Linked DNA regions of Homo sapiens: region 1 is linked to region 2. A link is an interaction called in ENCODE POLR2A ChIA-PET data of the cell type or tissue named here. Cell type or tissue: GM12878. All regions are shown on one strand. Each heading gives the region's core, and the rest is flanking DNA. Links, peaks and the distances in the headings are about the cores only. Region 1 overlaps MAST2 (microtubule associated serine/threonine kinase 2). Region 2 overlaps IPP (intracisternal A particle-promoted polypeptide).

Evidence for each region. ChIA-PET counts read pairs that join two places held together with the same protein. Peaks named below come from ENCODE experiments on the same cell type or tissue, not always from the same donor. Only the 100,000 strongest peaks of a DNase experiment are listed, where the experiment ranks them.
Region 1: POLR2A ChIA-PET joins it to region 2 with 8 read pairs; 2 of 35 experiments call an interaction of 5 or more read pairs at or near these places.

What each region holds. Positions count from the first base shown.
Region 1 is chr1:45,837,651-45,843,035 of GRCh38, forward strand. The region is part of intron 3 of MAST2 (microtubule associated serine/threonine kinase 2); the gene reads left to right. Among named protein-coding and RNA genes, the nearest start is that of MAST2, 37 kb to the left of the region's middle. RefSeq lists an enhancer at 1,177-1,678. In GM12878, for the core only: no CTCF peak of the experiment used is centred there; DNase peaks (open chromatin) are centred at 3,101 and 3,327; H3K4me3 peaks cover 517 bases; H3K27ac peaks cover 1,598 bases.
Region 2 is chr1:45,732,468-45,737,852 of GRCh38, forward strand. All of the region lies in intron 3 of IPP (intracisternal A particle-promoted polypeptide), which reads right to left. Among named protein-coding and RNA genes, the nearest start is that of IPP, 15 kb to the right of the region's middle. In GM12878, for the core only: no CTCF peak of the experiment used is centred there; a DNase peak (open chromatin) is centred at 3,295.

The DNA.
Region 1 (5,385 bases), core at 272-5,271, 110 kb after region 2:
TGGTGGAATGTATATTTACCAGTGTAAATTTATCTTTATAAGAAACTGCCAACCTGTTTTCTAAAGTGGCTATACCATTTTTGCATTTCCACCAGCAGTTGCTCCACATCTTATCAGTACTAGGTATTATCATATATTTTTTTTTGAGATGGAGTTTCACTCTTGTTGCCCAGGCTAAAGTGCCGTGGCACAATCTCGGCTCATTGCAACTTCCACCTCCCGGGTTCAAGCCATTCTCCTCCCTCAGCCTCTCAAGTAGCTGAAATTACAGGCGCACGCCACCACGCCCAGCTGATTTTCGTATTTTTAGTAGAGGTGGGGTTTCGCCGTGTTGGTCAAGCTTGTCTCGAACTCCTGACCTCAGGGGATCCACCCGCCTCAGCCTCCCAAAGTGCTGGGATTACAGGTGTGAGCCACCGCACCCGGCTATCATTTTTTAAATTTTAGCCATACTAGTGGATGTGTGGGAGTTTCTCATTGTGGTTTTAATTTTAATTTGCATTTCTCTAATGACTAATGAGATTGAACATATTTTTATGTGCTTATTTGCCAATTATATATATTCTTTTTTTTTTTTTTTTTTTTTTGAGATGGAGTCTCGGTCTGTTGCCCACGCTGGAGCGCAGTGGCATGATCTTGGCTCACTGCAACCTCCGCCTCCTGGGTTCAAGCACTTCTTTTGCCTTACCCTCCTGAGTAGCTGGGATTACAGGCATGCACCACCATGCCTGGCTAATTTTCTCTGTATTTTTAATAGAGACGGGGTTTTGCCATGTTGGCCAGGCTCTTCTTGAACTCCTGACCTCAGGTGATCCACCCGCCTAGGCTTTCCAAAGTGCTGGGATTACAGGTGTCAGCCAATGCGCCCAGTCAGCTATTTTTATATATATACATTCTATGATCAAATGTCTGTTCAAAACTTTTGTCTATTTAAAAAAAAATTTTTTTTGTCTTATTGAGTTTCAGGAATCTTCGTATATTCTGAATACAAGTTATATATCAAATATATGCCTTCTAAACATATTCTCCCTGTCTGTGACTTACATTTTCATTTTCTTATCAGTTTTACACAAATATTTATATACGAAAAATGTGGAAATCAGTTGTATCCCTCTATACTAACAATGAGTAATTAGAAATCAAAACTTAAAAATCAGGACTGTTTGCAATAGTTTAAAATATGAACTACTTGAAGATAAATTCCAGAAACCATTTTGGAAGACCAGTACATTGAAAACTACAAAACATTACTGAGACAAATTAAAGAAGACCTAAATGAATGGAGAGATACAACATTTTTGTGTATTGGAAGACTCATATCTTTTCTTTTTTTTTTCCTTTGAGACAGGGTCTCACTCTGTCATCCAGGCTGGAGTATAGGGGTGTGATCTTGGCTCACTGCGACCTCCGCCTCCTGGGCTCCAGTGATCCTCCCATGTCAGCCTCCCAAGTGGCTGGGACTACAGGCACCATCACAAATTTTTTTTTTTTTTTTTGAGACGGAGTCTCGCTCTGTTTGCCAGGCTAGAGTGCAATGGCATGGTCTCAGCTCACTGCGACCTCCGCCTCCCGGGTTCAAGTGATTCTGCTGCCTCAGCCTCCCCAGTAGCTGGGATTACAGGTGCCTGCCACCATGCCTGGCTAGTTTTTGGTATTTTTAGTAGGGATGGGGTTTCACCATGTTGGCCAGGCTGGTCTCAAACTCCTGACCTCGTGATCTGCCCGCCTCAGCCTCCCAAAGTGCTGAGATCACAGGCGTGAGCCACCACGCCCAGCAACATCTGGCTGATTTTTGTATTTTTTGTAGAGATGGGGTTTCGCCATGTTGCCCAGGCTGGTCTTGGACTCCTGTACTCAAGCAATCCTCCTGCCCTGGCCTCCCGAAATGCTGGCTTACAGGCATGAACCACCTGGTGCCCAGTCTAGGAAGACTCATATCATGAAGATGTAAATTTTCTCCATTAAGCTATAGATTTAATGCAGTCCCGATCAAAACCCAGGTAGTATTTTTCAGAAAATATCAAGCTGATTTCAAATGTGTATTGAAATGTAAAGGACCTAGAATAACCAAAACAATATTAAAAAGAAGACCAAAGTTAGAGGAATCAAACTTATTTTATGACTTTGTATAAAGGAACAGTAATCGGGTCAGTGTGATTATTGGTATAAGGATAGATATATAGATCACTGGAACCAAATAGACAAATTTGCCAAGGCAATTTAATGGGGGAAAAGGTAGTCTTCATAACAAATGGTGTTGAAACAATTCACACAAAAATATCAACCTCTATACTTACCTCATGCTGTACAAAAATTAACTTGAAGTGGGTAATTGAACAAATGTAAGAGCTTAAATCATAAAATGTGTAGAGGAAAACGAGAAAATTTTTGTGATTTTAGGTGGGGCAAAGGTTTCTTGGAGTAAAAAAAGCTTAACCTATAAAAGGAAAAAAATTGGCTTTTATCAGAAAGAAAAATTTTTGCTCTTCAGTATTTATTTTTAATGGAATGAAGACAAATTGAAGTGTATCTACAAGGGGGTGGAATGATGAGTAAAACTTGTGTTAAAGAGTTATTAACAGATTTTGTTGTCTGTTTGGATTTTAATACATATCACTACCTTCTACCTTTGGAGGTAGAAATCTAGAAGTCATAATGAATGTTCTTTGCATGCAACTCCTGTGGGTTTACCCGTTAATTTATACTTTTTTCATTTCTACTCAAGAAAATATATTTGAATGAAATCATTGTGAATGCCTTCTACTTTACAAAAGTAAATACAAACTCAGGCTGTACACCTGTGTTCCACATCCTACTCCTGCCACTTAGTAATCATATGACCCTCTACAAGTCACTGAACCTCTTTAAGCCTCTGTTTTCTCATCTTTAAAATCAAAATAATATTAAGACTTCGCTCATGCAGTTTTTAGGATGAAATGAGACAATCCATTTAAAATAGCATAGTGCCAGATTTATAGTTAAATTTAGAGGCAGCCAAAAGCTACCTCCCTACATAGTGAACTATAACCTAATTTAATATATAAACTACCTGCAACCTAACCTAAGAGTATACTCTTGTAACAAGTAGCTGAGCCTCAGTCAAGCATAGCAGCCAAGTTTTCAGCCAGTCATATAGGCTGAATATTGCCAAAGCATGTTCAAATAAGGCAAACACCTGAACTGCAGCCCATCAGGCTACTTCTGTATGTCATTTCTGTTTCTCTGGCTATAAATATAGCCTACATGCATTGGGGGATGGAACATTCTGAACTGCATTTGGTACTGGATGCTAACTGGTTCATTAATCTCTATTTTTTTGAGACAGGGACTTGCTTAGTCACCCAGGGTGGAGTGCAGTGACATGGCTCACTGCAGTCTGGACCTCTTGGGCTTGAGTGATGCTTCTGCCTCAGGCTGCTCCCTTCCCCACCTTTCCCGGAAGCTGGGACCACAGTTTTCATTTCCTTATTATTTGTAATGGGGGTTGGGGGTGGGGGCTCCCTGTGCTGCCCAGGCTGGTCTCAAACTTCTGGGCTCAACCAATCCTCCAGTCTCCACCTCTGCCTCCCAGAGTGCTGGAATTACAGGGGTGAGCCACCGCACCTGGCAAATCTGTTTTTTGTTCAATTAAGTCATTAAATTTAACTTGTCTCAGGTTTGTCATTTAACAATATGAACAAAATGTATATATTTTTTTCTTTTTATGCCTCGGTACTTCAAATAGTTATTAGTAGCTGTGATACAGTAAGAAATATTGTGTATATTTCTTACCGTATAAAGAAATATATACATATATATATTTCTTCTGTATATATATATAATTACTGTGATACAGTAAGAAATACATGTATTCCTTATATATGTAGCTGGGACCACAGGTGGATGCCACCATGCCTGGCTAATTTTTTGACTTTTTTGTAGAGACAGGATTTCGCCATGTTGTGCGGGCTAGTCTCTGCTGGGCAAGGTGTCAGAACCCGGCAGTGGAGAGTGGTTGGCTCACTGGTGGTAAAAGAATTTACTGACAGCAGTATAGGTTTAGAAAGGAAAGTTTTATTAGATAGAATGCTGCAGCAGAGTGCAGTACAGTGCTTCATTCAGCAAAAAGGACTGAGTGTGTTGCGGTGGATTTTCCTTAGGGGTATTTATGGACTTTAAAGCAGGACCTTAGGGTAATTTGGACCATATTAGTTATGTAGGTCATGGTAAATTATTACATTTGTAGACTTTGGGTGCCTTGATGTTAGCAAGGGTTGCAAAATAAGTTTTGACATTCATGCATTCTGGAGATGTATAGAAATTCTAGTTACTTATAAATTTTTGGGAAAGAAGCCTGGTACCAGATGCTGGCTTTAGATAATAGAGAAGTCTAATTACTTTTCAATTTTTCAGATAAGGAGTTTTGTCTTCGGATGGTCTGCTTGATTGCCACTAGGTGATCGTTGTATTCTTCTGTGTCGAACTCCCAGGCTCAAGTGATCCACCCGCTTTGGCCTCCCTAAGTACTGGGATTATAGGAATGAGCCACTGTACCTGGCTGTTACTTTTATCTGAAATTGAGAATACAGGAAAAGGAACAGGTTTGGGGGAGAAAATTAATGAGTTTGATTCTCAGATGATGACAGGTAATCTGGTGTACATATCCTTTTAAAAATATTGATATGAAATTTACATAACAAAATCAACCATTTTAAAGTGAACAATTCAGTGGCATTTAGTACTGGCAGATTTGTTTTTCACAATACAACTGCCACCTCTATCTAGCTGCAAAACCTGCCTGTTACTTTAGATTTAAACCTCTTATCCATTAAGCCCTTTCTCCCCACTCCCCTTCCATGCAATCTGCATTTTGTCTCTATGGATTTCTCTATTCTGGATATTTTATATAAATAATATTATACATATGTGACCTTCTGTATCTGGTTTATTTCATTTAGCATAATGTTTGGATGTTCATCCACATTCTAGCATATATTGGTACTTTATTCCTTCTTTTGGTTGAATAATATCTCGTTGTATGTGTCCAACACAACTTTTTATCCATTGATGGACACTGGGCTGTTTCCACCTTTTGGATACTGTGAATAGTGCTGCTATGAACTATATGTATACATGTACTTGAGTACCTGTCTTCAGTTCTTTTGGGGATATACCTGGGGTGGAATCACAAAGAAATACGGTAATTCAACTTTTTGAGGAATAACCAAACTGTTTTCTGTAATAGCTTACCATTTTACAGTTCCACTAGCAATGTACTGAAGGTTTCAGTTTCTCTATATCTTTGTCAACTTGTTATATTCCATTTAAAAAATTATTGTTTAGTTATACTATCCTGGTGAGTATGAAGTGGTACCTCATTGTGGTTTTGATTTGTAGTTCTGTAAT
Region 2 (5,385 bases), core at 295-5,294:
CAGTATTGTAGAGTTAATAAATTAGAAACAATAGATATGACTGAAAATCAAATTACTGATGTGGAGGAAAAGCTTGAGAAAATAATTGTGAATAGAGAGAAAAAATACTGTAACATTAGAAGATGATAAATATGAATGACAAAGAAGTTCCAATAAAAGGAAGAAGACTACCAAATGAAACATTTAAAGTATTTTTATTTATTTATTTATTTATTTAGAGACAGAGTCTAGCTCTGTCGCCCAGGCTGGAGTGCAGTGGTGCGATCTCAGCTCCCTGAAAGCTCCACCTCCTGGGTTCACACCATTCTCCTGCCTCAGCCTTCCGAGTAGCTAGGACTACAGGCACCCACCCCCACGCCTGGCTAATTTTTGTATTTATAGTAGAGACAGGGTTTCACTGTGTTAGCCAGAATGGTCTCAATCTCCTGACCTCGTGATCTGCCTGCCTCAGCCTCCCAAAGTGCTGGGATTACAGGTGTGAGCCACCGTGCCCGGCCTTGAAACATTTAAAGTATTTAGAAATTTCACATAAGAAAATTTCCCCAAAATGAAGGAAAAACTAAAATTTCAAAGAGAAAAGATATATGGCAGTCTAATGAAAAAATGATCAACTTCAAAACAAATCAAGAATAATGAAAGAGAATTCCTTAGATATTCAATCAGAAAAATCAAGTCATGGCCAGGTGCAGCGGCTCACGCCTGTAATCCCAGCACTTTGGGAGGCCGAGGTGGGCAGATCACAAGGTCAGGAGTTCGAGAACAGCCTGGCCAATATGGTGAAACCCCATCTCTACTAAAAATACAAAAATTAGCCGGGCATAGTGGTGCACGCCTGTAGTCCCCAGCTACTCAGAAGGCTGAGGCAGAAGAATTGCTTGAACCCAGCAGGCAGAAGTTGCAGTGAGCTGAGATCACACCACTGACTCCAGCCTGGGTGACAAAGTAAGACTTCATCTCAAAAAAACATAAATAAATAAATAAATAAATAAATAAGCAAGTCATTAAAAAAAAAAACCCCAAAATCCAAACTATGCCTTACAAAATTTGAGGAGAGGAGACATAGGAGAATCATTATAATTAAAGAATATTGGCCAGGCATGGTGGCTCACGCCTGAGCACTTTGGGAGGCCGAGGCAGACGGATCACCTGAGGTCAGGAGTTCAAAACCAGCCTGGCCAATATGGCGAAACCCCGTCTCTACTAAAAATACAAAAATTAGTCGGGTGTGGCGGTGGGCATCTGTAATCCCAGCTACTCGGGAGGCTGAGGCAGGAGAATCGATTGAACCTGGGAGGCGGAGGTTGTAGTGAGCCGAGATCACGCCATTGCATTCCAGCCTGGGAGACAGAGTAAGACTCCGTCTCAAAAAAAAAAAACAGTATTATGCCCACCCAAATTGGTGTGAAATTTAAAAAGCAACACATAGAAATTCTCAAATATGAAGGAATTCAGGAAACACAGTAATCATGAGGCTTTCTTTAAAAAAGCACTTGATGATGAAATCCAGCCAACCAAAACAATGCATATTAAAAAAAATCATCAATGAAAAGACCATGGTCAAAAAGCTGGTAGAGAACATCAAATCCATTTAAATTCAAAACTAAAAGGACAGAGCTAGGGGAATCATGACTACAAATATATATATAAATAAGGGCTATACACCTTGACACAAAAAAAGGAGTGGAAAGAAAAATAAAAATGCTAATTACCTAATTTTTCTTAGCAAAAAGTTGATACTGTTTAAAATTGAAATACAATTTGAAACTATGATTCTTTTAATGATTTTCATCTTTTGTCCTTAATTCTACATGAACCTTTTAGAATAAATATTTCTTGGGACAAGGGAACATAAATCTGAAATTAGTTATTACTTCAGTTTCTTCTTTTGTTAACTTATAGCAAGATTTAGGTAAATTTTTTGTATTATAAATAATATGTATAAAATTATTTTTATTTTTATTCTTTTCTTCCTTATTTTTTTTTCTTTGAGACAAGAGTCTTGCTCTGTTGCTCAGGCTGGAGTGCACTGGCACAGTCATAGCACACTGCAGCCTCAAACTCCTGAGCTCAAGTGATCCTCCCCCATCGGCCTCCCACCAAGTAGCTGGGACTACTAGTAGGCACCACCATGCCAGGGTAATTTTAAATTATTTACTTATTTATTTATTTAGATACAGAATCTCACTCTATCGCCCAGGCTGGAGCGCAGTGGTGAGATCTCGGCTCACTGCAACCTCTGCCTCCTGGGTTCAAGCAATTCTCCTGCCTCAGCTTCCTGAGTGGCTGGGAATACAGACATGCACCACCACACCTGGCTATTTTTTTTTCTTTGAGACAGAGTCCTGCTCTGTTGCCAGGTGGGAGTGCAGTGGCACAAACTCAGCTCATACCAACCTCCACCTCCCAGGTTCAAGCAATTCTCCTGCCTCAGCCTCCCAAGTAGCTGGGACTACAGGTGTGTGCCACCACACCCAGCTAATTTTTATATTTTTAGTAGAGACAGGATTTCACCATGTTGGCCAGGCTGGTCTAGAACTCCTGACCTCAGGTGATCTGCCTGCCTTGGCCTCCCAAAGTGCTGGGATTACAGGCGTGAGCCACTGTGCCCAGCCTAATTTTATTTGCTTTTATTTTGAGATGGAGTCTTGCTTTGTAACCCAGGCTCCAGTGCAGTGGTGCGATCTCAGCTCACTGTAACCTCAACCTCCTGGGTTCAAGTGATTCTCCTGCCTCAGCCTCCAGAGTAGCAGGGACTACAGGCACATGCCACCACGCCCAGCTAATTTTTGTATTTTTAGTAGAGACAGAGTTTCACCATATTGGCCAGGCTGGTCTCGAACTCCTGACCTCAAGGGATCCACCTGCCTCTGCCTCCCAAAGTGCTGGGATTAAAGGCATGAGACACCACACCCAGCAACTAATTTTAAATGTTGTTTTTGTAGAAACAAGGTCTTGCTTTATTTTTTATCTTATTTTATTTTTTATTGATTTAATTTTGCTTTTTTTTTTTTTTTTTTTTTTTTGAGACAGGGTCTCATTCTCTAACCCAGGCTGGAGTGAAGTGGCATGATCACAGCTCACTGCAGCCTCGACCTCCTTGGCTCAATTGATCCTCCTAGCTGGGACTATATGCAAGCACCACCAGACCTGGCTATTTTTTTTTTTTTTTTTTTTTTTTTGTGAGATAGAGTCTTGCTCTGTCGCCAGGCTGGAGTGCAGTGGTGCGATCTTGGCTCACTGCCACCTCCGCCTCCTCGGTTCAAGCAATTCTCCTGCCTCAGCCTCTCGAGTAGCTGGGACTACAGATGCGTGACACCACACCAGGCCACGCCTGGCTAATTTTTAAAAAAAATTTTTTTGTAGGCCAGGCGCGGTGTCTCACGCCTGTAATCCCAGCACTTTGGGAGGCCAAGGAGGGTGGATCATGAGGTCAGGAGATCAAGACCATCCTGGCTAACATGGTGAAACCCTGTCTCTACTAAAAATACAAAAAATTATCCGGGCGTGGTGGCACAGGCCTGCAGTCCCAGCTACTGGGGAGGCTGAGGCAGGAGAATCACTTGAACCCAGGAGGCGGAGGTTGCAGTGAGCCGAAATCACACCACTGCGTTCTAGCTTCAGTGACAGAGCGAGACTCCATCTCAAAAAAAAAAAAAAAAATTTTTTTTTGTAGAGACAGGGTCTCACTATGTTCAGCCCAGGCTAGTCTCAAACTCCTGGTCTCAAGTGATCATCCCGCCTTGGCCTCCCAAAGTGTTGGAATTACAGTTGTGACCACCACGCCGAGCCTATTGTTGTTTTTATATTTCTGTATTACCTAAACTTTTTATAATAAGCATATTCCATTTAAAGATAAGTAAAATCATTCTCTAAAATATAAGAAACAGACATATAATCAAATATCTAATAATATTAAATTGCCTAAATTATTTCAGTTGTAAGTACAATAATATATATACTATGGAAAAAAATCTACGCATTTCATGTAATATAACTTAACCATTTAAGATTTTGCTCCCTCTGAATTTTATAGTCTCATTTTTCTACACAAGTTGCTTATATTTTCTCCAATATGATCAAAGAGGAAAAGTTTCAAAGTTGAAAAATATTATGGTTGCCTTAAAAAAAAATCAATTTACTTCTCCCTTGATCGTTGCAGTATTTTCCTTCACTGAAATACCACTAGATGATAACTACTGGGCATGCTTAAAAAACACTTCGGGACTTGAATTAGACACTCTCACTGTGTCTAATTTTAAATTATAAATTATAATTTTAAAAGGCTGTAGGAGGCGGGCGCGGTGGCTCATGACTGTAATCCCAGCACTTTGGGAGGCCAAGGAGGGTGGATCAAGAGGTCAGGAGATCGAGACCATCCTGGCTAACATGGTGAAACCCCGTCTCTGCTAAAAATACAAAAAAAAAATTAGCCGGGCGTGGTGGCGGGCGCCCGTAGTCCCAGCTACACGGAAGGCTGAGGCAGGAGAACGGCATGAACCCGGGAGGCGGAGGTTGCAGTGAGCCGAGATCGCGCCACTGCACTCCAGCCTGGGCGACAGAGCGAGACTCCATCTCAAAAAAAAAAAAAAAAAAGAAAAAGCTGTAGGAAAACATGTCCCATTTCTAGGGGACACTGCCTTGCTCCTAGCAGAAGAAATTTCTGTTAGTACTCTGTGTCTGCTACACTTGGAAAAACCAACTCAGTCATGAAAGCTTTTGTCCCACTCCTAAATTCTCACCTGATTCATGCCAATGTGTGTCTGGATAATTTCTCTCCCTTGTTTAAACATTTAAATAGTGTATTCCTATACACAATTAAATAAGGAATAAGATGTATTCCTTATTTGTGAATATACCTACTTGCTAAAATGTATTTGTAACCCCAAAATTAATATAGTAGTCCCCTTATCTGCAGTTTTACTTTCCATGATTTCAATTACCCATTAATATTTCCAAAATATTAAGTGGAAATTCCAGAAATAAACAATTCTTTTTTTTTTTTTTTTTTTTTGAGACAGGGTCTGGCTCTGCCACCCAGGCTAGAGTACGGTGGTACAATCTTGGCTCACTGCAGCCTCAGCTTCCTGGGTTCAAGTGACCTTCCCACCTCAGCCCCATGAATAGCTGGGTCTACAAGCACATGCCACCATCCCCAGCCAATTTTTCTATTTTTTGTAGACACAGGTTTCACCATGTTGCCCAGGCTGGTCTTGAACTCCTAGGCTCAAGTGATCTGCCCACCTCATCCTCCCAAAGTGCGGGGATTACAGGCATGAGCCACCGTGCCTGGCCCAGAAATACACAGTTCTTAAGTTTTACATTAGTTTTGATTAACAGCCTAACACTGTAACACAATGCCTAGGTCATTCACCTCATTTCATCTTA